2 separate regions of the Homo sapiens genome follow, and region 1 is linked to region 2. Evidence: chromatin contacts called from ENCODE POLR2A ChIA-PET data. All regions are on one chromosome and are shown on one strand. The core of a region is the stretch at or near the end of the contact, and the rest is flanking DNA. Distances in the headings are between cores, read along the strand shown. Region 1 has its middle 6.6 kb from the start of MOB1A. Region 2 holds the start of SRSF7 (serine and arginine rich splicing factor 7).

Region 1 (2,836 bases), core at 306-2,805, about 35 Mb after region 2:
GAGTTTGTTGTGTTCAAGGAACTGAAAAAAGCCCAGTGTGATGAGAATGTGACAGACAAGGGGGAAAGTGAGGGGAGATGAAACCAGCCACCAAGAATCTTGGATCTTATTTGGAGCAAGGTGGCCAGACATTGAAAGGGTTTCAGGACAAGCATGACACCATTTACTCTTTAAAAAACCGAGACAGTGGCCAGGGGTGGTGGCTCACACCTGTAACCCCAGCATTTTGGGAGATTAAGCGGGGAGGATCCTTGAGCCTAGGAGTTCAAGATCAGCCTGGGAAACATAGGGAGACTCCATCTCTACAAAAAATACAAAAATTAGCCAGGTGTGGTGATGTGCCTGTAGTCCTAGCTACTCAAGAGGCTAAGGTGAGAGGATTGCTTGAGCCTGAGAGGTTGAGGATGCTGTGAGCTGTAATCAATCCACCGCACTCTAGCCAGGGTGATAGAGTAAGCCCCTGTCAAAAAAAAAAAAGCGAAGCAGTTAAGAGGTTATTGTATTTGTCTGAGTAGGAGATGGAGTTGACCTGGCCTAGGTCAATAGAGAGAGGTAGATGGAATTGAGATTTATTTTAGAGAAAAAAATACACAAGTCTCAATGAAGAGCTGGATGTGGAGTCAAGGCTGATTCCTGTGTCTTTGGCACAAGCAGCTGGTAGCTGGTTGTTCCCATTTACTGAGATGGAAAAGACTGGGTGGGAAGAAAGTAGCTTTAGGGGTACATCAGGGGTCTGTTTTGGATGCATTAACTCTGAAATGTTAGACTATATAGATATATACAGATTTGGAACTCAAAGAAGAGGCCTGGATGGATGGATATAAACTTGGGAGTTATCAGCATATAGATATTTACAGACATGGAAGTGCGTAAAATAGCTGAGGGGACGGTAAAGAGGAAGAGGTGCCAAAATGGAGCCTTGAGGATGTCTGATATATATATTTATAATATATATTTATATATACATATATATATATATTTTTTTTTTCGAGACAGTCTTGATCTGTCATCCAGGCTGGAGTGCAGTGGTGCGATCTTGGCTCACTGCAACCTCTACCTCCTGGGTTCAAGCAATTCTCGTACCTCAGCCTCCCGAGTAGCTGGGATTACAGGTACATGCCACCACGCCCAGCTAATTTTTGTATTCTTAGTGGAGATGGGTTTCACCATGTTGGCCAGGCTGGTCGTCTTGAACCTTTTTTTTTTTTCTTTTTTTTTTTGAGATGGAGTCTCGCTTTGTCACCCAGGCTGGAATGCAGTGGTGCCATCTCGGCTCACTGCAACCTCAGCCTCCCAGGTTCAAGCAATTCTCCTGCCTCAGCCTCCTGAGTAGCCGGGATTACAGACGCGCACCATGACGCCCGGCTAATTTTTGTATTTTTAGTAGAGACAGGGTTTCACCATGTTGGTCAGGGTGGTCTCAAACTCCTGACCTCGTGATCTGCCCGCTTTGGCCTCACAAAGTGGTGGGATTACAGGCATGAGCCACCGCGCCCGGCCCAGACTTCCGACATTTAAAGACCACAAGGGAAGAAACTTACAAAGGAGGTTGAGAAGAGGCAGTCAGAGAAACGGAAGGGAAACTAAGAGGGAGTATTACAAAAGCAAGAGAAGAGTGTTTAAGAATGATCTATTCGGCCGGGTGCGGTGGCTCACGCCGTAATCCCAGCACTTTGGGAGGCTGAGGAGGGCAGATCACAAGCTCAGGAGATCGAGACCATCCTGGTTAACACGGTGAAACCCCGTCTCTACTAAAAATAGAAAAAATTAGCCGGGTGTGTTGGTGGGCGCCTGTAGTCCCAGCTACACGGGAGGCTGAGGCAGGAGAATGGCGTGAGCCCGAGAGTCGGAGCTTGCAGTGAGCCGAGATCACACCACTGCACTCTAGCCTGGGCGACAGAGCGAGACTCCGTCTCAAAAAAAAAAAAAAAAAAAAAAAAAAAAAAAAAAAAAAGAATGATCTATTCAATGATCTTGAAAGTTCCTGTAAGAGGAGGACAGAAGGAGGAAGTTGATAAATGTGGTGACATTGGGAAAGTCCTCTGACAGCATTCTCATTGTCACGCTCCACGGCAGTGGTTCAGGAGTGAACACCCACAAAAGACATTGGTCTAGGGGGAGGGATTCAGGCAGGAATCAAGGGTACAGATGACAATCTATGTTGCCAGGCACGGCCTGTAGTTCTCTGACTACAGAGTAGCCTTCTCTGAAGGTGCATTTTTTTTTTTTTTGTGATAGAGTCTCGCTCTGTCGTCCAGGCTGGAGTGCAGTGGTGCGATATTAGCTCATTGCAACCTCTGCCCGATTCTCCTGTCTCAGCCTCCCGAGTAGCTGGGATTACAGGCACATGCCACCACACCCGGCTAATTTTTGCATTTTTAGTAGAGACAGGGTTTCACCATGTTGGCCAGGCTGGTCTCAAACTCCTGACCTCAGGAGATCTGCCCGCCTCGGCCTCCCAAAGTGCTGGGATTACAGGCGTGAGCCACCGTGCCTGGCCTGAAGGTGCACTTTTGAGTGAGATATGATGACAAAATTTTGGCTCATATTGTTGACAAAAATTTGCCTAATATTGTTTTCAACTGTGGAGAGACCCCAATCACCCTGAAGTTTTTTATTTTTTTGAGACAGAGTCTTGCTCTTGTCGCCCAGGCTGGAGTGTAAAGGCGCGATCTCGGCTCACTGCAACCTCTGCCTCCTGGATTCAAGCAATTCTCCCACCTCAGCCTCCTGAGTAGCTGGGATTACAGGCATGCACCACCACGCCCGGCTAAAGTAGAAATGGGGTTTAGTAGGAATGGGGTTTCACTATGTTGGCCAGGCCGGTCTTGAACTT
Region 2 (2,700 bases), core at 3-2,502:
TCTTAAAGGACCATAATAACTGAAAGCCCTTTCTAACTCTCCTTTGCCAGCGCCAGTTCCCAGGTTACCAACATACACCTTGGTTTCTGTTTAAAAACGCAAATAGAAGAATGCACGTTACGCAAAATCTGGCCCAAGTTTCAATTACTTATTTGCCTTAAAACGGGCCATCCTCAAGATTGGGTAAAGCACATTTAATGCCCTCTATCCAAGACAAAACTTAGTCGTAAAACTGGTGAAAGTCCGCAAATCCCTGAGAAACTAGACTTTTGACAAAATTCTTAACGTTCTAAATAATGCGGGGTGACCCTCCCGAACACAAGCAGAAACGCGTGGTAGGATACACCGAGGCGTGGGGCGGAACCTGGCCCGGCCCCACCCATGAGTCCCGGCAGCCCCGGGCGCACCGGGAGCGCGCGGGCCCGCAGCGGCAGCGGCGTCGGCGGCGGGAGGGCCTCGGTAGGGGCCGGGCCAGGAGAGCAGGGCTGCGCCGGCTCTCGTCCTCCGCGGCAAACGTCCCAGGCACAGGCTCGCCCAAGACTCCAGCTCCCCGCCCCAGAGCCATAAACCGCGCTGGAAATAACTAAAAAAAACCCAGCCGCCAGTCGCAGATTACGTCCCCATTCCCATTCCGCAATTTAACCGATTGTTTGACGAGAACATGCAGCTCACAGCTGCCAATTTCGTTCTATCTCAAACACAACCACGATCTTACAGCTGCGGCCAGATCTGTCCGCTGAAGTGGCGGGAAAGCGCTGAGGAAATGCGCCACCACGGTCCTCAATGTGCGCAAAATGGCAGCCGCCGCCGAGGGCGGGGGGGGAGGGGGGCCGGCGGGCAGCTCCGAGAAAGGCAACGCGAAAACCGTCATCTCAACCCTGCTTTAGGCTGGATTGGGCCACAAAAATGCCCAAGAGTACGGAACTCGGCAGAGATGTACACCCGCCATCCCGTCTCCCTTCAGCACCCCGCCTCCGCTGCCTCCGGCTTCGTCTGGCGTGCTCCTAAGCCGCCATTACGCACGCGGAATAACCGTCTCCCAACCTCCGCGACAACCCTACGGCCTCGCAGTGCTCACTACACCCACACCAACGTCCCTCACCGGACTCCAGCTTCTTACCTCCTCCGTACCGCCCGTAACGCGACATGATGACAGACCCGCGTGCTCGGCTCTTTAGCAAGCAGCGCCCAGGGCTCGAGTGACGCAAAAGCTGACACACACCTTCACCCGCCAAGAGTCCCGGCGGCACTACGAGGAAGAGCCCGGGTTCGCGTTTATATATGCGGCCGCTGCGCTTTGCGCATGCGTCATCTCGTTGTTCTGCGCGGCACAAAGGAGCTGGGCGGAAACAGCCAAGAAACGACGCGGAAGGAACTGAAGAGACTAACACGCGGGTCATGGGCGGAGGGATACGTTTCTATGGGAACGCCACGATCTCTCCAGTAAACCTGAGGCCTTCCCCATGCTGTCCCGCCCCCTCCTCTCCCCGTTTTCTACACCCTCCTTGTCTTCTTTCCCGTCTCCCTACCCTCTGCCTCCTTTCGTTTTTCCCCAGGCTAGGGACCCTCAGCCTTAACAATCTTAGTACGGATGCATTAGACCGGCCTATGAAAGGCTGTACAATTTAACCGCTGATGTTGCAGCCGTCGCGCCCTTCTGCTGGGGGACCTGGCCTAGTCAGCTACTCTGATCTTTGGGGCTCATCAGAGGTAATCGAAGGTTTGGCCATGGTGAAAAGTCCATGAACCCCGCCATTCTGAGTAGTGGTTTTTACACCATAGACCTTGACGCACCCTGGGACTGGTGGTAAAGCCTCCTGTCCTACACGCCCCCTCCAACTTCTTTTGAACCAGTCACCAGTTTGCACCACCACGGTCTGAGTTCTTGGAGTCTGAAAGACAAAGGAATAGAGCTGTGGGGTCCCGCTCCCCCCTCCCCCCTTTATATTGAAATTGTGACAAAACCCTGAATGTTTAAAGCATTTTGGCCAGTGACAATTTGGAAATTATTTGCATCTGAAGCTCAAAGTAACTGATTTGCTTTTCCTAATGCTTTCTGCTTTGTAACACGTGTGATCCACCAATACTCCGATCCTGAGGACTGGGACTCCTAAGTCATCTTTGTGTATCTCCACTCAGTGGAAATAGCAGCCTTGCTGCTCAGCCACTCAACAGTACCAAATAAATGCAAAACTTCTTTACATTAGAATTGCTCTAGACACCAACTACAAATAGAGAAAAAGTTCTTTTTTGCTAGAAACATAGACATTACATCGTAAATTCTTGGAATACACAAAAGTTGGAAATGTACATAAAAAAAGACATTTAGGTATTTGCATTTTTATCTTTTTCGTCTTTTGCAACTTCATTTGGTGAGTATAGGTGTGGAATGGAGAGTACAGGGAAAGCAGGCCTAGTTGGTGAATAAAGCATGGATTCTTTCCAGGTCATGCTATGATTTTATGCATATTTTTTACGTTGATTAAGTTATGGAGAGAATTAATCTCTCTCAGGAAGATCTCTAAGAAGAAAATAGAAGCTCTGTAGAGTATATGTGTTCTCCCTTAGTCTTGGTGATTTTTTTCTTAACAAGGTTCTTCTCAAAAGAAACAATAATTATAAAGATCTATAGGTTCTTCTCAAAAGAATTAAACAATAATTATAAAGACTATATAGGGGCCAGGCGCAGTGGCTCACGCC

Evidence for each region. ChIA-PET counts read pairs that join two places held with the same protein, here RNA polymerase II (POLR2A).
Region 1: POLR2A ChIA-PET joins it to region 2 with 14 read pairs in activated B cell. The contact joins the enhancer-like site here to the promoter of SRSF7 in region 2. POLR2A ChIA-PET finds 5 or more read pairs at or near these places in 2 of 52 experiments (AG04450 and activated B cell).

What each region holds. Positions count from the first base shown.
Region 1 is chr2:74,184,041-74,186,876 of GRCh38, forward strand. No RefSeq gene overlaps it. Among named protein-coding and RNA genes, the nearest start is that of MOB1A, 6.6 kb to the left of the region's middle. Within about 2 kb of position 1,556, at least 14 of the 41 ENCODE cell types and tissues checked have a DNase peak (open chromatin) inside an H3K27ac peak, as active enhancers do.
Region 2 is chr2:38,750,109-38,752,808 of GRCh38, forward strand. SRSF7 (serine and arginine rich splicing factor 7) reads right to left here and starts at 1,253. Exons shown (of 8, transcript NM_001031684.3): 1 at 1,121-1,253; 2 at 1-86. The coding sequence starts at 1,148. RefSeq lists silencers at 338-527, 738-837 and an enhancer at 1,698-1,757.